Linked DNA regions of Homo sapiens: region 1 is linked to region 2. Evidence: chromatin loops called from intact Hi-C (ENCODE). Cell type or tissue: B cell. All regions are shown on one strand. Links, peaks and the distances in the headings refer to the core of each region. The heading gives the core; the rest is flanking DNA.

Region 1 (16,792 bases), core at 4,927-9,926, 79 kb after region 2:
CATACCCAACCCACAATTTATATTATTAATAAAAAGATAAACCCCAGCATATCAGTCTGAAAGACCTGAATTTTGGTTAATGGTCCTTTTGTGACTTTCTTTAGGATAGAGATAGGTATTTCTTTTATATGTGTCTAAAGGGCCCATTCTAGTGATTTCCATGAGTATAGGCAGATTGCTTCAAGATTAATTTATGTCTTGCCTTCTAGAAATAGAAAAGTACAGCTGTAAAACATAACACTTTTTTGACTTAAAAAAATAGTTTCATTTATTGGGCACTTGTTCTGCGTTCCTTTAGGGGACGGTCAGTCAGGTGCAGCCAAGAGGAGACACGGGAGAGGCACAATAAAACAAAATTTATTACACTCACAGGTTTTAGAAAGAGGGCCATTATATGCCACACAAGGTCACAGGGGAAATGCCAAGTTTGGGTCAGGTAGCAGAAGACAGTAACAAGGAGAAAGTATAGACCAGAACTTTTTCTCTGTCTCACTTTTGTTGCCCAAGATGGAGTGCAATGACACAATCTCAGCTCACTGCAACCTCCGCCTCCCAGGTTCAAGCGATTCTCCTGCCTCAGACCCCTAAGTAATTGGGATTACAGGCATGTGCCCCCACACCTGGCTTATTTTTCTGTATTTAGTAGAGACAGGGTTTCACCATGTTTGTCAGGCTGTTCTCAAACTCCTGACCTCAGGTGATCCATGTGCTTCGGCCTCCCATAGTGTTGGGATTACAAAGATGAGCCACTGCGCCCAACCTAGGCCAGAACTTTTTTTTTTTTTGAGGCAGAGTCTCGCTCTGTCACCCAGGCTGGAGTGCAGCGGCACGATCTTGGCTCACTGCAACCTCCGCCTCTCAGGTTTAAGCAATTCTCCCGCCTCAGCCTCCTGAGTAGCTGGGATTACAAGTGTGCGCCACCATGCCCGGCTAATTTTTTGTATTTTTAGTAGAGACAGGGTTTCGCCATGTTGGCCAGGCTGGTCTCGAACTCCTGACCTCGTGATCCGCCCGCCTAGGCCTCCCAAAGTGCTGGGATTACAGGCGTGAGCCACTGCGCCTGGCCTAGGCCAGAACTTTTGTTGGGGTTTCTAAGGGTAAGGCAAGGCAGGGCAAAGAGTTTAGGGTTGGCTAGTTTGAATAACTCCTGCAGGCTGTAAACTTTAGGGATGGTCCCTAATTGCCTGCGATGATTAAGGCAAAAGAATATTGCTTCTTGTGATGTACAGGCCAGATAGGGGAGGTATAGCGCTGGACTGGTCAGTTTATGTATCAAAGGAATGTTTTGGCTGGGCGTGGTGGCTCACACCTATAATCCCAGCACTTTGGGAGGCCTAGGCAGGTGGATCACTTGAGGTCAGGAGTTTGAGACCAGCCTGGACAATATGGTGAAACTCCAGTCTCTACTAAAAATACAAAAATTAGCCGGGTGTGGTGGCCTGTGCCTGTAGTCTCAGCTACTCAGGAGGCCGAAGCATGAGAATTGCTTGAACCCAGGAGGCGGAGGTTGCAGCGAGCCAAGATGGCACCACTGCATTCCAGCCTGTGTGACAGAGCAAGACTCCATCTCAAAAAAAAAAAAAAGTCCTTTGCTATCTCTAATTGGTTAGCATTGGAAGGGCAGTCTCTCCCAGCCAGAAAGGATTTTATAAGATGTCAAAATATGGGCCGGGTGCAGTGGCTCACACCTGTAATCCCAGCTCTTTGGGAGGCCGAAGCAGGCGGATCACCTGAGGTCAGGAGTTCAAGACCAGCCTGGCCAACATGGTGAAACCAAGTCTCTACTAAAAAATACAAAAATTAGCCGGGCGTGTTGGCGGGCGCCTGTAATTCCAGCTTCTCAGGAGGCTGAGGCAGGGAGAATTGGTTGAACCCAGAGGAGGAGGTTGCAGTGAGCCAAGATCGTGCCACTGCACTCCAGCCTCAGCGACAGAGCGAGACTCCAACTCAAAAAGAAAAGAAAAGATGTCAAAATATGGCCCGGCACCGTGGCTCACGCCTGTAATCCCAACACTTTGGGAGGCCGAGGTGGGCGGATCACGAGGATCAGAAGATCCAGACCATCCTGGCTAACACAATGAAAACCTGCCTCCACTAAAATTACAAAAAAAAAAGATGGGTGTGGTGGCACACACCTGTAGTCACAGCTACTTGGGAGGCTGAGGTAGGAGAATCACTTGAACCTGGGAGGTGGAGGTCGCAGTGAGCCGAGATCGCGCCACTGCACTCCAGCCTGGGTGACAGAGTGAGACTTTGTCTCAAAAAAAAAAAAAAAAAAGTCAAGATATTATCATCTACAGAAAATATATATATAAATTAATGAGTATAAAGGGGAGTAAGAACTAGCCCAGAATCCCAGAAATAGACTCTCCCTCTTCGTTTTTAGTACCTTCAAAATATTTGAATTCCTTCTTTCTTAGCCCTAAATCTTGTCCCTGAGATTATTTTTTTCCTCTCTGGATCAATCTTTCACCTTTAATCACAACCAAGAAGGAATATGGTATCAAAACTGCTTAGTTTTTAAAGGTATCATTTCATGAATAGTATAATATTGATGTATATGAATCACATGTATATGAAGAAAGGGTCAAAAACAATGAGATCCAGGCACAGCAGCATGCACCTACTCAGGAGGCTGAGGTGGGAGGATTGTCTGAGCCCAGGAGTTTGAGGCCAACCTGGGTAACATAGGAAGACAACATAAATTTATAATATTTAATATAAATACAAGCATATTGGCATATTTTGGATGATCTAGATTAACACTTTTTTGAGTGATCTTCAGTTCACATTCAAATTTACAATTGAACTGATGTCACATTATACTCTAAAGTTAGAGCATTTAATATATATATATATATTTTTTTGAGATGGAGTCTTGCTCTGTGGCCCAGGCTGGAGTGTAATGGCGGGATCTCAGCTCACTGCAACCTCCGCCTCCCAGGTTCAAGCGATTCTCCTGCCTCAGCCTCCCAAGTAGCTGGGATTACAGGCGCCTGCCTCCACGCCCACCTAATTTTTGTATTTTTAGTAGAGGCAGAGTTTCACCATATTGGCCAGGCTGGTGTCGAACTCCTGACCTCAGATGATCCGGCCGCCTCAGCCTTCCAAAGTGCTGGGGTTACAAGTGTGAGCCACCACGCCCATCCACATTTAACCTTTAAGGCAATGTCTCCCAGGCTGGCAACATTCCCAGAGATCTATAATTACATGCCTCAGGGTTCATAATTTCTTTTTTTTTTTTTTTTTTGAGACGGAGTTTTGCACTGTCACCCAGACTGGAGTGCAGTGGCGCAATCTCGGCTCACTGCAACTTCTGCCTCCCAGATTCAAGTGATTCTCCTGCCTCAGCCTCCCAAGTAGCTGGAATTACAGGCATGTTGCCACCATACCCTGCTAATTTTGTAGTTCTAGTAGAGACAGGGTTTCTTTTTTTTTTCTGAGACAAAGTCTCGCTCTGTTGCCCAGGCTGGAGTGCCATGGCACGATCTCAGCTCACTGCAACCACTGCCTCCTGGGTTGAAGCGATTCTCCTGCCCCAACCTCCCAAGTAGCTGGGATTACAGGTGTGTGTCACCACGCCCAGCTGATTTTTGTATTTTTAGTAGAGACGGGGTTTCACCACGTTGGTCAGGCTGATCTCGAACTCCTGACCTCGTGATCTGCCCGCCTCAGCCTCCCAAAGTGCCGGGATTACAGGCGTGAACCACCGTGCCCGGCCAGACGGGGTTTCACCATACTGGTCAAGCTGGTCTTGAACTCTTGACCTCAGGTGATCCACCCACCTCAGTCTCTCAAAGTGCTGGGATTACATGTGTGAGCCACCATGCCTGCCATAAAAACCCTTTTTTCATGTGGACTAACACCTCAAGTACATGTTCAGGAGCTGGCTCTATTACCATGTCTGATTAGCCAGATTTTTGCAGCTCATACTTTAAAGACAGACTCAGCATTATCAATCGATCTATGAATATAGTATTGCGTTTTGGGTGTTTTTTTTTTTTTTTTTTTTTTTTTTAGACAGAGTCTTGCTCTGTCACCCAGGCTGGAGTACAGTGGCGCGATCTCGGCTCACTGCAAGCTCCGCCTCCTGGGTTCATGCCATTCTCCTGCCTCAGCCTCCCGAATAGCTGGGACTACAGGCGCCCACCATCACGCCCGGCTAATTTTTTGTATTTTTTAGTAGAGACAGGGCTTCACCATGTTAGCCAGGATGGTCTCGATCTCCTGACCTCGTGATCCACCCGCCTCGGCCTCCCAAAGTGCTGGGATTACAGGCGTGAGCCACTGCGCCCGGCCTTTTTTTAAAATTTTTTTTCTTTCTCCCTTCTAGTCAAAGCATGAAACCTTTACGTCACTGGAAATATACTGTAGTGACTTTGAGGGGAATAGGATGGTGAGGGGATAATCTTCATACTCTTTCTCCTTTTTCACCTCTTTCCATGATCCCCCTTAGTATCTATCTCCCCTCTCTGTAACATTATTGCTCTCCCAGTGCGTTACTTTTTCCTTGAGTCATATTGTGTGTGTGCGTGTGTGTGTTTATATAGTATTTTTAGTAGAGAGAGGGTTTCACCATGTTGGCCAGGCTGGTCTCGGACTATTGACCTTAAGTGATCCGCCTGCCTCAGCCTCCCAAAGTGCTGGGATTACGGGCGTGAGCCACTGTGCCCAGCCTCGAGTTATATTTTCTTTTCCACTTTTTTTCTTGTCTGTTTTTTTCCCATTTATTTTCAGGCCACCTCCTATTTTTTGTGAACACAATTAAATGTGGCTTCCATTCCATATTTAGCGTGTATGTATGGACACTTAAACAGCAGTCTTTTGTTGAATAATATACAACATTTATGGATAACTCAGCACTTTACATTCAATTCCTCTTATCCTTAAAGCAGTCTTGAAGAGTAGATGCTGTATGTCTGTCTTGCAGATGAACTTAGCCTAAGAGGGAATAAGTAACTTGTGAAAGATCTCATAGGTAATATGTGGCAAAATTCATGCTCTTTAAACAATGTCACATTCCATTCTTAGGAAAAAACAAAGTCCAAAAAGAAAAAAAAAAAGAAAGAAAAAAAAGAAGGCGGGCATAGTGGCACATGTCTGTGGTCCTGGCTATTTGGGAGGCTAAAGTGGAAGGATTGCTTGAGCCCAGAAGTTCAAGACCAGCCTCAGCAACATAGCAAGACCTCATTTCTTAGAAGAAGGAGGAAGAGGAGGAGCAGAAGGAGAAGAAAGAAGAGGCTGAGTAATTTTTGTTGTTGCTGTTTTGTTCATTTGTTTGTTTTTTGAGACAGGGTCTCACTCTGTCGCCCAGGCTGGAGTGCAGTGACACCATCTCAGCTCACTGCAACCAAGGCTGAGTAATTTTATATGCTCCCTCTACACTGCTTTGGTCAGAGATCTCATCTAGGTTCCTGGCAACCTGCAAGCCTAATTAACATCTTTTCCACTTTCATGGCTTAACTCCAATCTAATATTTTCAATGTTTTTATATTAGTTGTCACCCTAAACTGAACCACTGTTTTCCCCCCAAAACTAGCATCCCCTCAAACTGCACCTTTTTCTGTTAATGGCTCCACCACATTTTGTTATGCAGAGTCAAAATCTTGGTGTTATTCATTCATTCAACAAATATTTAAATATTATTCAGCACATACAACTTTGCAAGGGATGCTGGAAAACACAATGGTAAGTTTAATGGAACTTCTGCCTTCATAAAGGCTTATATTCTATCAGGAAAGACAAACAAGTGTGGACCCAAACTAGTATAGTGATAGTAGAGATTTCCTGGAGAAAGTGATGGTCAAGAGGGGTGTGGAGAGGTGTGCTCCATGGGTAAAAGTGTAAGAGAAAGCATGGCTTTAGATGCACCCAAAGACATTGCTGAAGCAGAGTTGTAGGAGAAATGGAGAGTTAAAGAGAGGCATACGTGAATCTGGATGATTAGCATGAAGGGTCTTGTAAACTATAAGGAATTTGGACTATCGGAAGAGCATGAAGAAGCCATGATTAGTTTTATCTTTTTAAAGAATCTTTTTTTTTTTTTTGAGACGGAGTTGCTCTGTCACCCAGGGTGGAGTGCAGTGGCGCCATCTTGGTTCACTGCAACCTCCGCCTCTGGGGTTCAAGCTATTCGCCTGCCTTAGCCTCCCAAGTAGCTGGGATTACAGGAGCGCACCACTACGCCTGGCTAATTTTTGTATTTTTAGTAGAGACGGGTTTCACATGTTGGCCAGGCTGGTCTCGAACTTCTGGCCTCAAGTGATCCACCACCCCCCCTTGGCCTCCCAAAGTGCTGGGATTACAAGTGTGAGCCACTGTGCCCGGCTGAAAAGAATCAATTTTGTCATAGTTTGGAGAATTTCTCCTTTTCTCTCCATCCCTTGAATGCAATTTATTACCAAATCTGTCTTATTTGTTATTGTCTAATTTGTCCTTTCATCTGGATTCCCATTGCCACCCTGCGTGGTACCACCTTACTCCCAGCTCTTCTCATCTCCTGCTTAGAGTAAGAGCTCTCTAACTAGTAGCAGTGCCCCAGGCCAGGCGCGGTGGCTCACGCCTGTAATCCCAGCACTTTGGGAGGCTGAGGCGGGTAGATCACGAGGTCAGGAGTTCGAGACCAGCCTGGCCAACATGGTGAAACCCCGTCTCTACTAAAAATACAAAAATTAGCCAGGCGTGGAATCCTAGCTACTCGGGAGGCTGAGGCAGGAGAATCGCTTGAACCTGGGAGGCGGAGGTTGCAGTGAGCCAAGATAGCGCCACTGCACTGCAGCCTGGGCAACAAGAGCGAAACTCTGTCTTAAAAAAAAAACAATAGTAGGCGGGGTGCGGTGGCTCACGCCTGTAATCCCAACACTTTGGGAGGCCGAGGCGGGCGGATCACGAGGTCAGGAGATGGAGACCATCCTGGCTAACACGGTGAAACCTCGTCTCTACTAAAAATACAAAAAATTAGCCAGGCGTGGTGGCGGGCGCCTGTAGTCCCAGCTACTCGGGAGGCTGAGGCAGGAGAATGGCGTGAACCCGGGAGGCGGAGCTTGTAGCCTGGGCGACAGAGCGAGACTCTGTCTCAAAAACAAACAAAAAACAACAACACAACAGTGCCCCAGACTCTCTCCCTCCAATGTACACTGCATACAAAGACTAGACAAACGATGCCAAAGGTTACACCAGGACGACAATGAAGTCCAAGTCACTCATCTTGGCGCTTCTTTTTATCAAGCTAGCTAGTTAATATTACCACTTACAATCATTCTCCGAGTCCAGCCAGCTTCCTCAGAAATCCTCCCCAAATGCAGTTCACATTCTTCCCTCACTCCTCCAAACCTTATAACATTATTCCCTTTTCCTGTGGCATAATGCAATCCAGAGGCATCCTCTCTGAGAGCCTACATCCTTTCAATCCTCCAAGAAACAGCTCCTCCTCCCATCCTTGAGCTTTTCCCACCCAGAATAGGCTGTACCAAACATTTCTACATTGTATTAACTCGAATTATATCACAGATCGAGGTCTTCGCTTTCAGAAAAGACTCACATTCTTCTCATATAGGCCTCGCATGGCCTGGCCAAGTACTTCCTAAGCTCGGAACAAATACTGGTCAACTTTAATTGAACCAAATCGGGCGGGGTTTGCGGAGTCTGAGAGTGCAACGTTGGGGAGAGGGGGATGAAAACACTGGAGGACGGGCTGAAAGCGTCGAGTCCGACACAAAAGAGGCGTCAGACAAAACGCCAAGAGGCTGGGGACTGGGAACGAAGGAAGAGGTTCTGCCAGAGGCGACCTGCCACCTGCGCGAGGAAGCGGAGTAGGACGGCGGCCGTTGGTGGGCGTGGTCGCGCTAGTCTCGCGGGAGCGGCCGTTGGGCGGGCCGTTGTCCCTGCGGGCGGGGCGAGTTGCTAAGGAAATGACTGCCCGCAGCGCCTGGCCCCGCCGCGCAGGCCGGGCGGGGTCTGGAGCGGCGCCGTTTCCGCTTCCGCTCCCTCACAGCTCCCGTCCCGTTACCGCCTCCTGGCCGGCCTCGCGCCTTTCACCGGCACCTTGCGTCGGTCGCGCCGCGGGGCCTGCTCCTGCCGCGCGCACCCCCGGGGCTTCGGCTCCGGCACGGGTCGCGCCCAGCTTTCCTGCACCTGAGGCCGCCGGCCAGCCGCCGCCATGGGTGCCTACCTCTCCCAGCCCAACACGGTGAAGTGCTCCGGGGACGGGGTCGGCGCCCCGCGCCTGCCGCTGCCCTACGGCTTCTCCGCCATGCAAGGCTGGCGCGTCTCCATGGAGGTGAGGAGGCAGGGGCCCATAGGCTGGCCGCTGCGGGGCGGGAATCTGACGGAGAAAGAGAGCGGGGGATGGGGTCCTCCCCTGGGAAGGGTCCCAATTGGGAGCCTGCGGCCGCAGCGGCCGTTTGCGGGGCGACAGAGACCGCGGGGTCAGGGCCGAGAGGGAGCTCCCGATGCTTGGGGACCGTGTGCCGGTGGCCAGTGGCGGCGAGGGCTCGGCCATGTGGGAAGAGGCACCTTCCGCCCACTGACCGCCCTCTCCCCGAGCTTTGGCGCCATCCTCTCGTGCCAACCTAGCCCTCCAGGCTCATCAACGGTGTGAGGTTTAGTGTGGGAGTAAAGACGCAAATAGGGGCTATTTATTCATTTGTTTTTCAAGGGAGAGGTGAATAGATGTGAATAACTTTTTAAATTTTAATATTTAAAATATCTGATGTGGGAAGCCTCTTTTGGCTAGGAGTTTGACAGTGAAAGGAACCCCGGGCAGAGTCTGTTTCACATTTTGGTTGCCTGGCCTTGGGCTCTTGCATGTTAATTTCAGAGGCTGGACCCGACCTCCAGGAGTTGTCACTCATTTGCACTCTTTTCAGGGCCTTTTACTAACTTCGGAAAACTTGAATTATGTCAGTCCCTAGGTTTTCCTTTTTATTATGCTTCGTTTTCTTTCTCTCTTAGGATTTCTCTAAAACTTAATCAGTAATTCTCATTTGCCTGTAATTGTAGTTTATAGTTTCTTTGATTGTAAGTCATTTCATCAATTTTTTTCATCACAACCTACCTACAAAGGGCTTTTCTAGAAAATTTTACTCTGGACAAAAGGGGAAAAGAAAAATATTGGGGGGAAAGTAGTAGTATTAGGTAAAACTTGATGTGAAACTACAAAAGAGAAGAGGGAAAACTGCGGTAGGGAGGAAAGGGAGGAAGACGGGTTAACCGTGGCTTTGTGAAGAGCATTCTGAAGTCTAGGCAAAAGGGCCAGGGAAATACTCTGTCTGGTATTGAGGGTTTCTCCACCTACCGGGTGGGCTTCAGGTAACAGCGAAATACTGTCTCCCTTGGGAATTGTTTCAGATCCCTCGCTCCTCCCTGTGGTTAGCTCTGGAATGACAGTATGAACTTAAATGTTTTGTTTTCCGATTCAAATTTTATATTCATAACTGACCTTAATAACAATTTTATAATTAGGTATAAAATTTCAGGATTGGAGTGTATCCTATAGTTCATCTCATCTGCTTTGGCTCCCTTTTTTTTTTTTTGAGACAGAATTTCGCTCTTGTTGCCCAGGCTGGAATGCAATGGCGCGATCTCGGCTCACCGCAACCTCCGCCTCCCAGGTTCGAGCAATTCTCCTGCCTCAGCCTCCCTAGTAGTTGGGATTACAGGCATGTGCCACCACGCCTGGCTTATTTTGTATTTTTAGTAGAGACAGGGTTTCTTCATGTGGGTCAGGCTGGTGTTGAACTCCTGACTTAGGTGATCTGCCTGCCTCGGTCTCCCAAAGTGCTAGGATTACAGGCATGAACCACCACACCCTGCGGCTCCCACATTTTATAGCTAAGAAATTGAGGCCCAGAAAGGTTAGGACACTGTTTTGGTGGAAAGAATTTGTAGGATCAGATCGTTGAAGACACTAGACATTGTTAATCATCTATGTCAAACTGAAGCATAGCATTCATATTTCACCACCATACACAGTATAACTATTTGGTAGATGTAATTGTCTATTAGAAATATCTAGGCTGGGCGCAGTGGCTCACGTCTGTAATCCCAGCATTTTGGGAGGCCGAGGCAGGCAGATCACCTGAGCTCAGGAGTTCGAGACCAGCCTGGGCAACATGGCAAAAACCCTGTCTCTACAAAAAATACAAAAAAATTAGCTGGGCATGGTGGCACCCACCTGTAGTCCCAGTTACTTGGGAGGCTGAGATAGAAAATCACTTTGAGCCTGAGAGGCAGAGCCTTCATTGAGCCAAGATCGCCCCTCTGCACTCCAATCTGGGTGACAGAGCGAGACGCTGTCTCAAAAAATAAATGAATAGGCCAGGCATGGTGGCTCATGCCTGTAATCCTAACACTTTGGGAGGCTGCGGCGGGCGGATTGCCTGAGCTTAGGAGTTCGAGACCAGCCTGGACAACATGAAGAAACCCCGTCTTTATTAAAATACAAAAAATTAGCTGAATGTGGTGGTGCGTGCCTATAATCATAGCTACTTGGAAGGCTGAGGCAGGAGAATCGCTTGAATCCCAGAGGCGGAGGTTGCAGTGAGCCAAGATCGTGCCACTGTACTCCAGCCTGGGCGACAGAGTGAGACACTGTCTCAAAAAAAAAAAAAAAAAGAATAAATAAATAAATCTGGGTATAGTTTCGTAGGAAAGTCTTTTTGTAAAGTAGGTAGTCAAGAAGTTCCATTTCCATGGCATTTTCTGTTAACGTTGTGAGATTTGAGGTGAATATTCCATCTCGCAGTAAAACGTTTCTTCCAGGTTTCTCATTTAATATTTTTCACTTCTCTGCTGTTGTTTTTTCATTTCTTTGGTACCCTTCTTTCTACTTTTACTTACGGATTGAGTTGCTTGGCTACTCAGTGTTTCACGTTGGTTTGCCCAGTGATTCCATACTATTTGCTGCTTCTCTGTAGGGCATTTCCCTTTATTTTTGGTTTCTCCTCAATTAGAAAATGATTTTTTTTGTCAGGGACGGTTTAGTGTGTAGAGATCTTACTAGACTATTCCTTACATCCTAATCTTCCTCCTGAGAGATAACTGCTTAGGGTATTAAAATCTTGCTAATGTGCTGTTTCTGAAGTTGCCCTTGTTTGAATAAATATGCCTAATCAATAGTTAAATATGCCTAATCAAATCCTCTTGAAGAGTATTGTTTGGGATCCTATTCTGCTTCATTGATAGTGTTCCTTCTGGCTTTTTTTCTCTTCAAAGTGTAGCATAGTTTCTTTGCTATTGCAAGAAAATAACTATGAGTTCTAGCCTCTTCCCTGAATCTTATCTTTCCAGAAAATATAAAGTACTCCCATTCCTCTGAAGCTTTAGGGCTTAATCCAAAAATTAATAAAGTTTATTTACCCTATTTGCTTGGTCCTAATGCTTCATTTGAGGTAAGGTTATCATACCACTAAAGGTTGTTGACATGCTGACTGATGGATAGATTTAGCCGTAGAGAGGACTCTTGAGACAAAAATGGCAATCATCAATAGCTGGCATTTTTACTTTCTGCCTGTTTCAAGCTTCTCTTCCTGTGTGACCAGGGTGTTGTTGTTGTTTGTTTTGTTTTGTTTTGTTTTTGAGACGGAGTTTCTATCTTGTTGCCCAGGCTGGAGTACAATGGCATGATCTCGGCTCACTGCAACCTCCGCCTCCCGGGTTCAAGCGATTCTCCTGCCTCAGCCTCCTGAGTAGCTGGGATTACAGGCATGTGCCACCACGCCTGGCTAATTTTGTATTTTTAGTAGAGATGGGGGTCTCTCCATGTTGGTCAGGCTGGTCTCGAACTTCTGACCTCAGGTGATCGGCCCGCCTCTGCCTCCCAAAATGCTGTGAGCCACCATGCCCAGCAACCAGGGTGTTTTGAGAAAAGGTAATCAAAATACCACAGGCCAGTCGTGGTGGCTTAACGCCTGTAATCCCAGCAGTTTGGGAGGCCGAGGGGGGCAGATCACCTGAGGTCAGTTCGAGACCAGCCTAGTCAACATGGTGAAACCCCGTCTCTACTGAAAATACAAAAATTAGCCAGAGGCCAGAGAATTGCTTGAATAGGAAGGCCAGTGAGCCGAGATCTCACCGCTGCACTCTAGCCAGGGTGACAGACTCCGTCTCAAAAAAACAAACAAAAAAACCACCACAGTTGATGTTCTCCTCCTTCCTCCTTTCTCCATGAAAAAAGTGGATGAGGTATGTACTTTGGGATTAAGAGGTAGGCACTGGGCACGGTGGCTCATGCCTGTAATCCCAGCACTTTGGGAGGCCGAGGTGGGCGGATCACGAGATCAAGAGACCGAGATCATTCTGGCCAATATGGTGAAACCCTGTCTCTTCTAAAATACAAGAATTAGCTGGGCATGGTGGCGCACGCCTGTAGTCCCAGCTACTCCGGAGGCTGAGGCAGGAGAATCGCTTGAACCTGGGAGGCGGAGGTTGCAGTGAGCCGAGATCGCACCACTGCACTCCAGCCTGGGCGACAGGGTGAGACTCCATCTTAAAAAAAAAAAAAAAAAAATGAGGTAGGTTGTGGAGGGGTGCCTGAAAAATTATAAGGTAAGGCCCTTGAGTTTTTGTTGGCTAAATAAGAAGTCAAATCTGAAAATAGATTCAGTTGATGTAGTCTTTTTTTTTTTTTTTTTTCTCCGAGACGGAGTCTTGCACTGTTGCCCAGGCTGGAGTATAATGGCATGATCTTGGCTCACTGCAACCTCTGCCTCCTGAGTTCAAGCGATTCTCCTGCCTCAGCTTCCCGAGTAGCTGGGATTACAGGCGCCTGCCACCATGCCCGGCTAATTTTTTGTATTTTCAATAGAGACAGGGTTTCACTATGTTGGCCGGGTTGGTCTCCAACTCCTGACCTCTTAATCCGCCCGCCTCGGCCTCCCAAAGTGCTGGCATTACAGGCGTGAGCCACCATGCCTGGCCCATCAGTTGATGTAGTCTTAAGGGGACAAGAGTACATTTAATATTTGGTTGTGAGGTTCTCTGGAAGTGACAAAACTGCTTTCTATGGAGAGTTAGGAATTTTTTTTTTTTTTGAAACGGAGTCTCGCATTGTCACCCGGGCTGGAGTGTAGTGGCTTGATCTCGGCTCACTGAAACTTCCGCCTCTTGGGTTCAAGTGATTCTCCTGCCTCAGCCTTCCAAATAGCTGGGATTACAGGAGTCTGCCACCAGGCCAGCTAATTTTTTTTTGTATTTTTAGTGGAGACAGGATTTCACTATGTTGGCCAGGCTGGTCTCAAGACTCCTGACGTTGTGATCCACCTGCCTCGGCCTCCCAAAGTGCTGGGATTACAGATGTGAGCTACCGTGCCCGGCCAGGAATTTTTTGTGCTATAAATCATATTTTCCTTTTATTAAAGGCAGTGTCAATATCTATAGTATAATTTTGAGGAGGCTGGCTATTTATTGCTGTGTAGAAGCTGGCTTATTAGTGGTCAAGGGGTCATCTAGAATTGACTATAAAGATAGTATTGAGCAGAAAATTCTTAAAATACCTGCATATTTGTTTCAGTCATTAAATTAATGGAAAAAATATAAAAAGAAATATCACAAGTATGCTATGGGGTTCTACCTTAGGGCATTGAAGGTTGAAAAACATTTATTTTCTTATCTTCAGATTAGCATCTCATATCAATAGCCAATAGCTTAAAGCGCTTTTTACTTACTAAACCAGGTCAGAATTTCTCTCTCTCTCTCTTTTTTTTTTTTAGACAGAGTCTCTGTCACCCAGTCTAGAGTGCAGTGGTGTGATCTCGGCTCACTGGCCTTTCTGTTTAAGTGATTCTCCGGCCTCAGCCTCCTGAGTAGCTGGGATTACAGGCATGTGCCACGACACTTGGCTTATTTTTTGTATTTTTAGTAGAGATGGGGTTTCTCTGTGTTGGTCAGGCAGGTCTTGAACTCCTGACCTCAGGTGATCTGCCCGCCTCCGCCTCCCAAAGTGCTGGGATTACAGACGTGAGCTACTGCGCCTGGCCAGAATTTCTTTGTCTAGAATGTGGTTAGCAACTTTTATAAAAACGCATTATTTGCATTTGATTAGCATGCAGTACCCATTCACAGTTCAAAGCTAGTATAGAATTATATCACATGTATGCCCATGAGCATGGAGAAACTATTTTCTTTTTATTTTTTTAAGTTGGAGTTTTGCTCTTGTTGCCCAGGCTGGAGTGCAATGGTGCCATCTCGGCTCACTGCAGCTTCTGCCTCCTGGGTTCTAGCAATTTGCCTACCCCAGCCTCCCAAGTAGCTGGGATTACAGGCACTCGCCACCATGCCCAGCTAACTTTTTTGTATTTTTAGTAGAGAAGGGGTTTTCCCATGCTGGCGAGTCTGGTCTTGAACTTCTGGCCTCAAGTGATCTGCCCGCCTCAGCCTCCCAAAGTGCTGGAATTACAGGCATGAGCCACTGTGCCCGGCCTTTTTATTTTTTAAATTATTTATGTATTTATTTTGAGACAGGATCTCACTCTTGCCCATGCTTGAGTGGTAAGGAGTATGGGATTTCTTGTGCCGGTTCCTTCACATCCTCACTACACTTATCTGCCTTTACAGTGGCTCGATCATAGTTCACTGCATAGCCTTCTGGGCTCAAGGGGTCTTCCAGCCTCAGCCTAATATAGGCACATGCCACCATGACTGGCTAATTTTTTTTTTTTAAGTTTTTTTTTGTAGAGATAGGGCCTTGCAGTGTTGCCCAGGCTGAGGAATTTTATTTATGTTTATTTTATTTATTTATTTATTTATTTATTTATTTATTTATTTATTTATTTATTGAGATGGAGTCTTACACTGTCACCCAGGCTGGAGTGCAGTTGCGCGGTCTCAGCTACTGCAAGCTCCGCCTCCCGGGTTCATGCCATTCTCCTGCCTCAGCCTCCCGCGTAGCTGGACTACAGGCGCCCGCCACCACGCCTGGCTAATTTTTTGTGTGTGTTTTTAGTAGAGGCGGGGTTTCACCATGTTAGCCAGGATGGTCTCGATTCCTGACCTCGTGATCCACCCACATCGGCCTCCCAAAGTGCTGGGATTACAGGTGTGAGCCACCATGCCTGGTCTAGAAATTATTTTATATTTTATACCATTGCCTTATAAGTTCTCAAGCAACTGGAAAATACAATCAGAACGTATTCCTCAAGATTTCAAGGATATTTTACACAAAGTTCTATTGTCTGATTCCTTAGCAGTTGTTACTACTGTTTCCCTAACCTCTAATCTTCTATTGGGTTATTAGTCTTAGAATTGAATTTTGAGAGGTAAGGGCTTGAATTTGAACATAGAAATTTATACAGGTCTGATCAGTAGTTCTTGACATTGTATTATCTGGAAACAAATCTTTAGAACTGAGCTTAAGATGTTTAATGACATTTTGTAGACAGAGTATGATTTCAGTGTAGTTGTTTTTGTTTCTTTCTAGATCTAGTTCAGAGATGAAGTATATCAACTTTTTTTTCCTTTTTGACCCAATGCTAGCAGAAAAACAACACCTTTTAATCATATTTAGTATTTGAAAATGTGTATACAGGTTCCTTTTTATTTTATTTATTTCTTACAGGTTCCTTTTTAATCAGCTTTATTGAGATAGAGTTCATATACTGTATGGTTCATACCACATATGGTTCATATACCATACAGTATATGAACTCACTTTAAGAGTATAATTCAGTGGGTTTAAGGGTATAATTCATTCATTTTAAGGGTATAATTCAGTGGCTTTTAGTATATTTTCTTTTTTTTCTTCTTTTTTTCTTTTTTCGAGACAGGGTCTTGCTCTGTTACCCAGGCTGGAGTGCAGTGACGCAGCCTCAGCTCACTGCAACCTCCACCTCCCAGGTTCAAGCGAATTCTCTTGCCTCAGCATCCTGAGTAGCTGGAACTACAGGCTCACGCCACCACACCCAGCTAATTTTTATATTTTCAGTAGAAACAGGGTTTCACCATGTTGCCCAGGCTGGTCTCGAACTCCTGGCCTCAAGTGATCTGCCTGCCTCAGCCTCCCAAAGTGCTGGGATTACAGGCATGAGCCACCGTGCCTGCCTGTTTTGTAGTGTATTCAAACAGAGTTGTACAACTGTCACCACAATCAGTTTTAGAACCCCAAAAAGAAACCCTGTACTCTTTACCAGTCACTCCCTATCTTCCGTCCACTAACCCCTGGCATCCACTAATTTACATGACCTCTATGAATTTGCCTATTCTGAACATTTTATAAATGGAATTCTAAATACACTACCTTTTATATCTGGATGCTTTTACTAAGCATGTGTATTTTTGAAATTGACTTTAAAGCTTGTTGGCCCCTGGAAGAGTAAATTACTCTCCACCCCAAGTATTCCCTCTACCCCTCAGCTTTGCCTGTAAGTTTCTTTTTAAAAAAATCACACATACATTGTTGTAGTAGATTTAAGAATAAGTATTTTGCTGACCCAAGGTTCTTTTGCTTCTTTCTAGATCAGTGCCTTGCAGGTTTTATTTTACAGAGCTTAATAGAATCAGAAATCTCTTTAAAACTCCAGTCTCATATCCAGTTATCACTCACCATCTCTGTGTTTGCAGCAATAGCCAGGCCTGGCCCAGAGGGACTTGATCTCCACTTTTGGTTTTTAGACTTTTCTGTGGCTTTTACCACCTGCTGTGTATCCTTGACCTCATACTGCTGGACTCCTTTGGATGGATACCAGCAGGATGGTTCAGGCTCCAGTGGGCACTTTTTAAAATTCTCTCCTTCTGTTCAGATAGACAGAGCTCAGGCAGATCACCAAGTCTGTTGCCTGTGTAACCAGGAAAGAGATGC
Region 2 (7,690 bases), core at 5-5,004:
CCATGGAGCCTCAGGTGCTCCCCCTCTCACCTGGCAGCCCCTTCAGCTGCTAGTGATATCACTTGTTGGACATTTTTCCAATAAAGGTTCTTGGACAAACTGGAGCTGACTGTATAGTATGCTGAAGACATTTCCTCACCTTGTCTCTCTCCTGACCCTCCAAGGGCCCCTTACACCATCACCTACTTGACAGGAGCATTGCAAGGTGTGATAATACCCCACCCTAGGATAGGGCCAGGAAGAAGAGGTATAGAAAACTAACCCCAGATTCTTTTGCTTTGTTGGGTGAGAAGGGGAAAAAGAGAAGAGAAAGATATAAGTTCCTGCACCACTGAATACTAATACATATCATATGAGAGGGTAGTAGCCTTTTTATCTTCACTGCTTGCATCGACAGCACAGCTCCTCACCACTTACTCTTCTGACTCCTCCATCAACCCTGGGCTAATGGTCAGAAAAGGACTAAGCAGTGTCTTGGGGACTAATGAAAGGACAGCTACACTCATGGATTCCTTGGTGCCACATGCTCCTATCCTATGTGTTCCTGTGTCTGTTCTTCCCTCTTTTGCATTCCCTTTCATCTCTGTCTCTGTTTAGTCAGTCAAAGTCAGTAATAACTGTAATTCATAAATGAGTTTATATTCATGCTCTGCCACCATATCCAGAGGAGGATTCTGAAAATAAAACTGAGGGGTTGGGACTCCCCTGTCAAAATAATTCTCATTTGAGCTCTGAGGCCTACTTGTTTCCTGTGAAAATAGGGGCTGTCCTCTGCTCTTTCCTATTTTCTAAGGGGTGGTTGGTGGCCATGAGACAAACACCTGTTGACACTTGCAAACCACTGTGGGGGAAGGCTTCTGGACCCACAGTCTGTCTGGAGAGCATATGTTACACTTCCTGGAGAGTTACAGATCTTCCCAACTTTGGATCATTTCAGAGCAGGCTTATGAATAACTCCTTTCTGCATTTCAATCTCTCTGGTATGTTAGAAGATAGGCCAAAAATTCTGAACGGGACTCCAAAGATCAACAAGTCAGTCTCTTTTCTACTTAACCAATCTCTAACCCCAGGTATCACAAGACAACCTATCGGGTGAGCCAAGTCAGGTCTGCCCTCAAAACTGAACCACAGGCCGAGAACGGTGGCTCACGCCTGTAATCCCAGCATTTTGGGAGGCCAAGGCGGGCAAATCACCTGAGGTCGGGAGTTTGAGACCAGCCTGACCAACATGGAGAAACCCTGTCTCTACTAAAAATACAAAATTGGTCGGGCGTGGTGGCACATGCCTGTAATCCCAGCTACTTGGGAGGCTGAGGCAGGAGAATCTCTTGAACCCGGGAGGCAGAGGTTGCAGTGAGCCAAGATCGCGCCATTGCAGTCCAGCCTGGGCAACAAGAGTGAAACTCTGTCTCAAAACAACAACAACAACAAACTGAACCATAAAAACATTCCAATGTAAACAGCAGTCTTTAACCCACCATTACCCAATTAGGAAGTAGGGTACCTTACGTTTCTTTGGCAGCTAGTTCCAAAACACTCATCTTCCAGATTCTGAGAATAAATGTCATTTATTGGGATGGGAATGTGACAGGTTATAGTATCGTGGCATGGAGAGAGCGAGCTAGGAGTTGAGAAGGAACATAAAAGCTGTTTAAAGCTACTAACTCTGGGTTGAACTCCAGTTCCAAGTCCTTCGCTGGCTGTGTTAGTTTGAGCAAGTGCCCTGAGTCTCCTGTTATGTAAAATGAGACTAATAATAACGCTATCCCCTTCAAAAGGTGGTTTTGGGATTAAATGATATAAATGCACGTACAATACTTTACACAGTACCTGGCAGACACATACTGAGTATTCATCGTTAGCTATCGTTATTAGCCTTGCGATCCCGTGCAAATCATGTAACCTATTTGGGTACAATTCCGTCAACTGCAGAAGGCCTATCATGGAAACCGCCCTGCTTCCCTCCAGAGTTGTGAGGATTAAGAGAGTGCACTCAGAAAGTCAGGTACATCGAAGAGCGAGACGGACCGCTATGACGTAGGACCTGGGGCTGGCTGAAGGCTTGTGGGCGGGGCTTGGTCTTGAGTTTGCATGCGGCGACGGGATTGGTCAAGGAGAACATTCATGAAGCCCTCTCAAGGGCCCGCCCTAGATCTCACCGCGCTTGCGCACGTTCTGTTTGCTTCGCCGCAAAGTTACGTGTGACCTTGCGACGCGTGTTGCGCTCCGGTCGCATAAGCGTCAGTGCCTGTCGCTGCGGCTGCGTGGCGGGTTGTCCAGGTAACCACGGGAGTTGTCGCTGTCTAGGAGCATCTGAAAGACAGGTGTGCGTCATGCACTTGAAGCACCTGAGGACCCTGCTGAGCCCTCAGGTGAGGAATTGCGTGCCAGTCCCTCCCCCTTATGCTTTATGTTCCAAGAAAAGTGGGGGAACTGAAGTTTAATGATGTTGACCTCCTACTGTGTGCAGAAGGCTGTAAGGGATATAGCGATGATCTGGATCTTGGCCTGTCGATACAGCGTCCAGGAGGCGAGATGCAGGGCTAAGGACTTGTAGCTTTCCTTACATTTCATTCACATCAGTTGTGTACAGGCCCCATGCTGGGGTTCGTAGGAATCCCAAACCACCCGACTTATGTCCCTCCCTTCAGGAGGCTCGTATTAGAGGGTGAGGTGCACATGTAAGCAGCGAGTATGCATGTGCCCATAATTAAATAAGCGCCTTAGGTGCAAGCCCTGAAGGGGGAGTGCAAAGACCGAACCGTGTATTCTGATTCAGGAGAGGCTGGGCACTAGGGGAGGAGCCCTGAAACATGGTGAAGAAAGGGTGGGCTTTGGAGTTAGCACACCAGAATTTAAGTCCTAGCTCCACCACTACTTTCTTATTTTCTTTTTAAAATTTCTTACCTTGTCCTTATTTCAGGTCAACCACTACTTTATTTAACTATTTGAGACAGAGTTTTGCTCTGTTGCCCAGGCTGGAGTGCAGTGGCTCGATCTCACTGCAACCTCCGCCTCCCGGGTTCAAGGGATTTTCCTGCCATAGCCTCCCAAGTAGCTGGGATTACAGACGTGCGCTAGCACGCCCGGGTAATTTTTTGTTTCTTTGTTTGTTTTTGTTTTTGTTTTTTGTAGAGACGAGGTTTCCCCATGTTGCCCAGACTGGCCACCAGTACTTTAAACAAATGACCTGATATCTCTAACTTTAGCCTTTATTATACAATGTCTCGGAGCACTCACCAACTTCTTCATTTGAAAAAACATGAGTACTAATAGCAACTTTAGGGGACTTGGGGAAGAGTTATATAGAGTAATATACACAAAAGAGCATTGTAAACTGAAAAGCAGTGTGAAAAATTGATAGACAAGAGGAAAGGACATTCAAAATTCAAAGGACAGAATAATACAAAGCTAATAAGAATAAGATGTCTGGCCAGGCCCAGTGGCTCACACCTGTAATCCCAGCAATTTGGGAGGCCAAGGTGGGAGGATCACTTGAGCCCAAGATTCCAAGACCTCTACAAAAAAATTTTGACCAGGTGCGGTGGCTCACACCTGTAATCCCTGTACTTTGGGAGGCCGAGGCGGGCGGATCACCTGAGGTCAGGAGTTCAAGTCCAGCCTGGCCAACATGGTGAAACCCCATCTCTACTAAAAATGCAAAAATTAGCCGGGCGTGGCAGCAGCCGCCTGTAATCCCAGCTACTCAGGAGGCTGAGGAAGGAGAATCGCTTGAACCCGGGAGGTGGAGGTTGCAGTGAGCCGAGATCGTGCCACTGCACTCCAGCCTGGGGGACAAGAGTGAGACTTTGTCCAAAAAAAAAAAATTTTTTTTAAATAGCCTCGTGTGGTGGCAAGCACCTGTAGGCCCAGCTGCTGGGGTCACTGAAGTGGGAGGATCTCCTGAGCCCAGGAGGTCGAGGCTGCAGTGAGACGTGATCACACCACTGCACTCCAGCCTGGGTGACAGAGTGAGGCTGTGTCTTAAAAATAAATAAGATGTTCCATAACTGAGTGTGTAATATGTACTGGGGTACCTTAATAAAGAAATTGGGATTATGGTTTATGGATTTACACATACATGGATTTAATCATGGTTCTAGGCCAGGCGCAGTGGTTCATGCCTGTAAACCAAGCTCTTTGGGAGGCCGAGGCAGGCAGATCACCCGAGGTCAGGGGTTCGACACCATCCTGGCCAACGTGGTGAAACTACTAAAAATACAAAAATTAGCTAGATGTGGTGGCGCATGCCTGTAATCCCAGCTACTCGGGAGGCTGAGGCAGGAGAATCGCTTGAACTCAGGAGGCAGAGTTGCAGTGAGTCAAGATCGCACCACTGCACTCCAGCCTGGGTGACAGAGCGAGACTCTGCCTCAAAAAATAAATTAATTAAATAAATAAATCATGGTCCTACCACTTACAAACTGTATATGTGAACTTGGGCAAATTACTTAATCTTTTTGGGCTTCCATTCATCTATCTGTAAAAGGGGGATAATAATAGCATCTACCTCAGTGTTATGAGGTAAAATGAGATTATGCTTGTCAAGCACTTATCAAAATGCCTATTCTATGGTAAGTACTTGTTAAAGGCAAGCTCTTATTATTTTATTCCCTACCTCACTTAATAAAAAAATCTAGTGAGGTACATATTGTAGAGAAAGGAGAATTAATTGATTATGGAAATCAGGAAGGCTTCACAGAGGGTGTGGCATTTGGACAATAGGAGGAAATGAGAACACAGGCCGGGCGTGGTGGCTCACGCCTGTAATCCCAGCACTTCAGGAGGCCAAGGTGAGTGGATCACTTGAGGTCAGGAGTTCAAGACCAGCCTGGGCAATACGGTGAAACCATGTCTCTACCAAAAATATAAAAAAATTAGCCAGGCATGGTAGCACACGCCTATAGCCTCAGCTACTTGGGAGGCTGAGGCAGGAGAATCGCTTGAGCCCAAGAAACAGAGGTTGCAGTGAACTGAGATTGTGACACTGCACTCCAGTCTGGGGGACAGAGTGAGACTCCGTCAAAAAAAAAAAAAGAAGGAAATTAGAACAAAGATAGTTGTGCTCTCTCCTCAGTTGGAGAAAAAAATAAAAAGACAGAGATTTGTGCTCATTGCTCAGCAAGCTGTCCATTGAATCTGTACTTTAAAAATTTCTCCGCCCTAATGGAAAAATTGGAAATGAAATCCTCCTTCAGTCTCTCAAAATAAGATGATGTCATGATGCAGGTAGGGCTGAATGCCCAGAATTGGGCAAAGCGATAAAGCAGGAGGATCAGCAAAGATTGATGAGGAGCCCTCAGGCCTTCTAACCTAATATAATGAAGAGTTAGAGGATCATAGTGATGGTGGTGTGGCTATTTTCTGGTTTGAGGATTTGCAGGAAAATAGACTTTTTACTTCTGACTTTGGAGATAGGTGAGTTTGGAGTGTAAAGTGTCAATGTTTGAAGCCAGAACTCTAGTGTCCAAATAATTAAACAATTGGGGCAGAAGAAAAGCAGAATAAAATGTTTTGTTTTCAAGGAAGGAAACCCTTAGTAGCAGAGCTAGTCCCTTAGGACCAGAGCTAGTGTTGGAAGGGTCAGATCTGGTCAGAATAATTCACCTGGAGATAACTTCTAACTTGGGTTTCTCTGAAGTGGGTAGTTAAGAAGAAAAGAAAGTGGGATTATTCGTCCTGAGTCTCAACTCGTACTCGCCCATCCTGAACTCTCACTGTCTCTCCCTTTCCTTTCAAATAAGCCCAAACTCCTTTGCCTGGCTTCAAAGACTTCCTGAGCTGGCCTGTTTTTCCTGCCTTACCCCGTCTATTCTACTATTTATAAGGTATAATAGTTTCAAATAAACTAAATTACTGTTTCTTGTCCAGAATTTGCCTTTGCTCATTGCCATTCCTCCCATCTCAGATAACTTCCTACTCAACTGCATTCATTCTTCAAAGCTTAATTTTGATAATTTAAGCATAAAATTCTCTCAGGCTTCTCCAAACTATTGTAGTACTTTATACATACTTTAATAGGACTTTTCTATTTTGCACCATCTTATTAGACGTGGAGGCAGGATCTATGGTTTGCTTTTTGTCTCTCTCTCAGCCCCTGGCCAAGTGCCTTGATCAATAAGGTGCTAAAAAAATATTAATTGAATGAATGGCTAATGACCAAAACTTACCAGACTAATTGAATTTATTTCAGTAGCAGACCTGGAAACGAGGAGGCCGTTGCAGGGATTCATTGATACAGTTGACTTAGCACCCTGCCTCTTAGTGCATTTGCATATGAGTCTCTAGAAGCCTGTTGTTCTCACAGTCCAGGATCTGAAGGCCTTGGAGACCAGCATGGGCCACAGGCATCTCTTTGTTTTGAGGATAGAACCGTGACAGGAAGAAAATTGACCAGTATTACACTAGAATTAATGAAGCTAGAAATGCTTTTGGCATTCTAGACCAGCACATGGGTTTGTTTTTACCCCTTTGCCTCTACAGGATGGAGCTGCAAAGGTGACCTGCATGGCTTGGTCCCAGAACAATGCCAAATTTGCTGTCTGCACAGTGGACCGAGTGGTCTTGCTGTATGATGAACATGGAGAACGGAGAGATAAATTCTCCACCAAACCAGCTGACATGAAGGTAAACAGTGTATTCATGTGTACCTTATTTAACCTATTGATGGGGTCTCACAACTTGAAAGACGTAGTCTGCCTTCTAGCCATCAGCATAGGAAATGGCATACCCCACCTTTTTCTCAGTATAAATCCTCAAGCTCCCTTAGGAGCACACATATGCCTTTTTTTCTCTTTTCTCTTTCATGTGTACTCATTACTTCTTTTTCTTTCTTTTTTTTTTTTTAAACTCTTAGTATGGCAGGAAGAGCTATATGGTGAAGGGCATGGCTTTTTCTCCTGATTCCACTAAAATTGCCATAGGACAGACTGACAACATCATCTATGTCTACAAGATTGGAGAAGATTGGTGAGGATAGAGACTGGGAGATGGGATGGCCCAGGAAAGAAGGGGAAGGCAAGAGAAATGCCTCACTGGGGAGGGGAAATACAGGGGATGAGAAGCCAAGCTTGGCCATTGAAGGCAGAGACTTTCTGGAGTCTGTTTTTGCTTTTCTGCCTTCACCTGTCCCACGTGTTCTTCAATCCCATCCCTGGAGGAAACAGTCCAAGGTCAACAGGAGGCCCTGTGAGATCCTGGAAGCCCAGAGTGATGTCACATCTTTGTTATTGTTCTGAAGCTGCTTAGGCTCCCTCATATACCTCCTTTCAGGGCTCCTACAGAGTAGTCAGAAATACTACTGGGCCAGGGAAGAAATCTGCTCTTTCTTCTCTTCCCTCAGCATCATTTTTGGCAATTTGTTTATGGAAGTGGTATTTATTTATTTATTTATTTTGAGATAGAGTCTCACTCTGTCACCCAGGCTGGAGTGCAGTGGCGCGATTGTGGCTCACTGCAAGCTCCTCCTCCCAGGTTCACGCAATTCTCCTGCCTCAGCCTCCCGAGTAGCTGGGACTACAGGCGCCCACCACCACACCCGGCTAATTTTTTGTATTTTTAGTAGAGACGGGGTTTCACTGTGTTAGCCAGGATGGTCTCGATCTCCTGACCTCATGATCCTCCCGCCTCGGCCTCCCAAAGTGCTGGGATTACAGGCATGAGCCACCACGCCCGGCCTGGAAGTGGTTTT

The links. A loop is a pair of places that touch in the nucleus more often than their neighbours do. Peaks named below come from ENCODE experiments on the same cell type or tissue, not always from the same donor. Only the 100,000 strongest peaks of a DNase experiment are listed, where the experiment ranks them.
Region 1: it touches region 2 in a loop (17-fold over the local background); 17 of 110 quality-filtered maps call a loop at or near these places.

What each region holds. Positions count from the first base shown.
Region 1 is chr2:27,400,789-27,417,580 of GRCh38, reverse strand. It overlaps PPM1G (protein phosphatase, Mg2+/Mn2+ dependent 1G), which reads left to right and starts at 7,990. Exons shown (of 10, transcript NM_177983.3): 1 at 7,990-8,278. The coding sequence starts at 8,159. RefSeq lists silencers at 7,820-8,009, 8,100-8,289, 8,360-8,409, 8,430-8,509. In B cell, for the core only: no CTCF peak of the experiment used is centred there; DNase peaks (open chromatin) are centred at 7,910 and 9,270; H3K4me3 peaks cover 2,411 bases; H3K27ac peaks cover 1,951 bases.
Region 2 is chr2:27,484,297-27,491,986 of GRCh38, reverse strand. IFT172 (intraflagellar transport 172) reads left to right here and starts at 2,244. Exons shown (of 48, transcript NM_015662.3): 1 at 2,244-2,372; 2 at 6,484-6,627; 3 at 6,857-6,969. The coding sequence starts at 2,334. FNDC4 (fibronectin type III domain containing 4) reads left to right here. Exons shown (of 7, transcript NM_022823.3): 7 at 1-104. In B cell, for the core only: no CTCF peak of the experiment used is centred there; a DNase peak (open chromatin) is centred at 2,156; H3K4me3 peaks cover 1,606 bases; H3K27ac peaks cover 1,450 bases.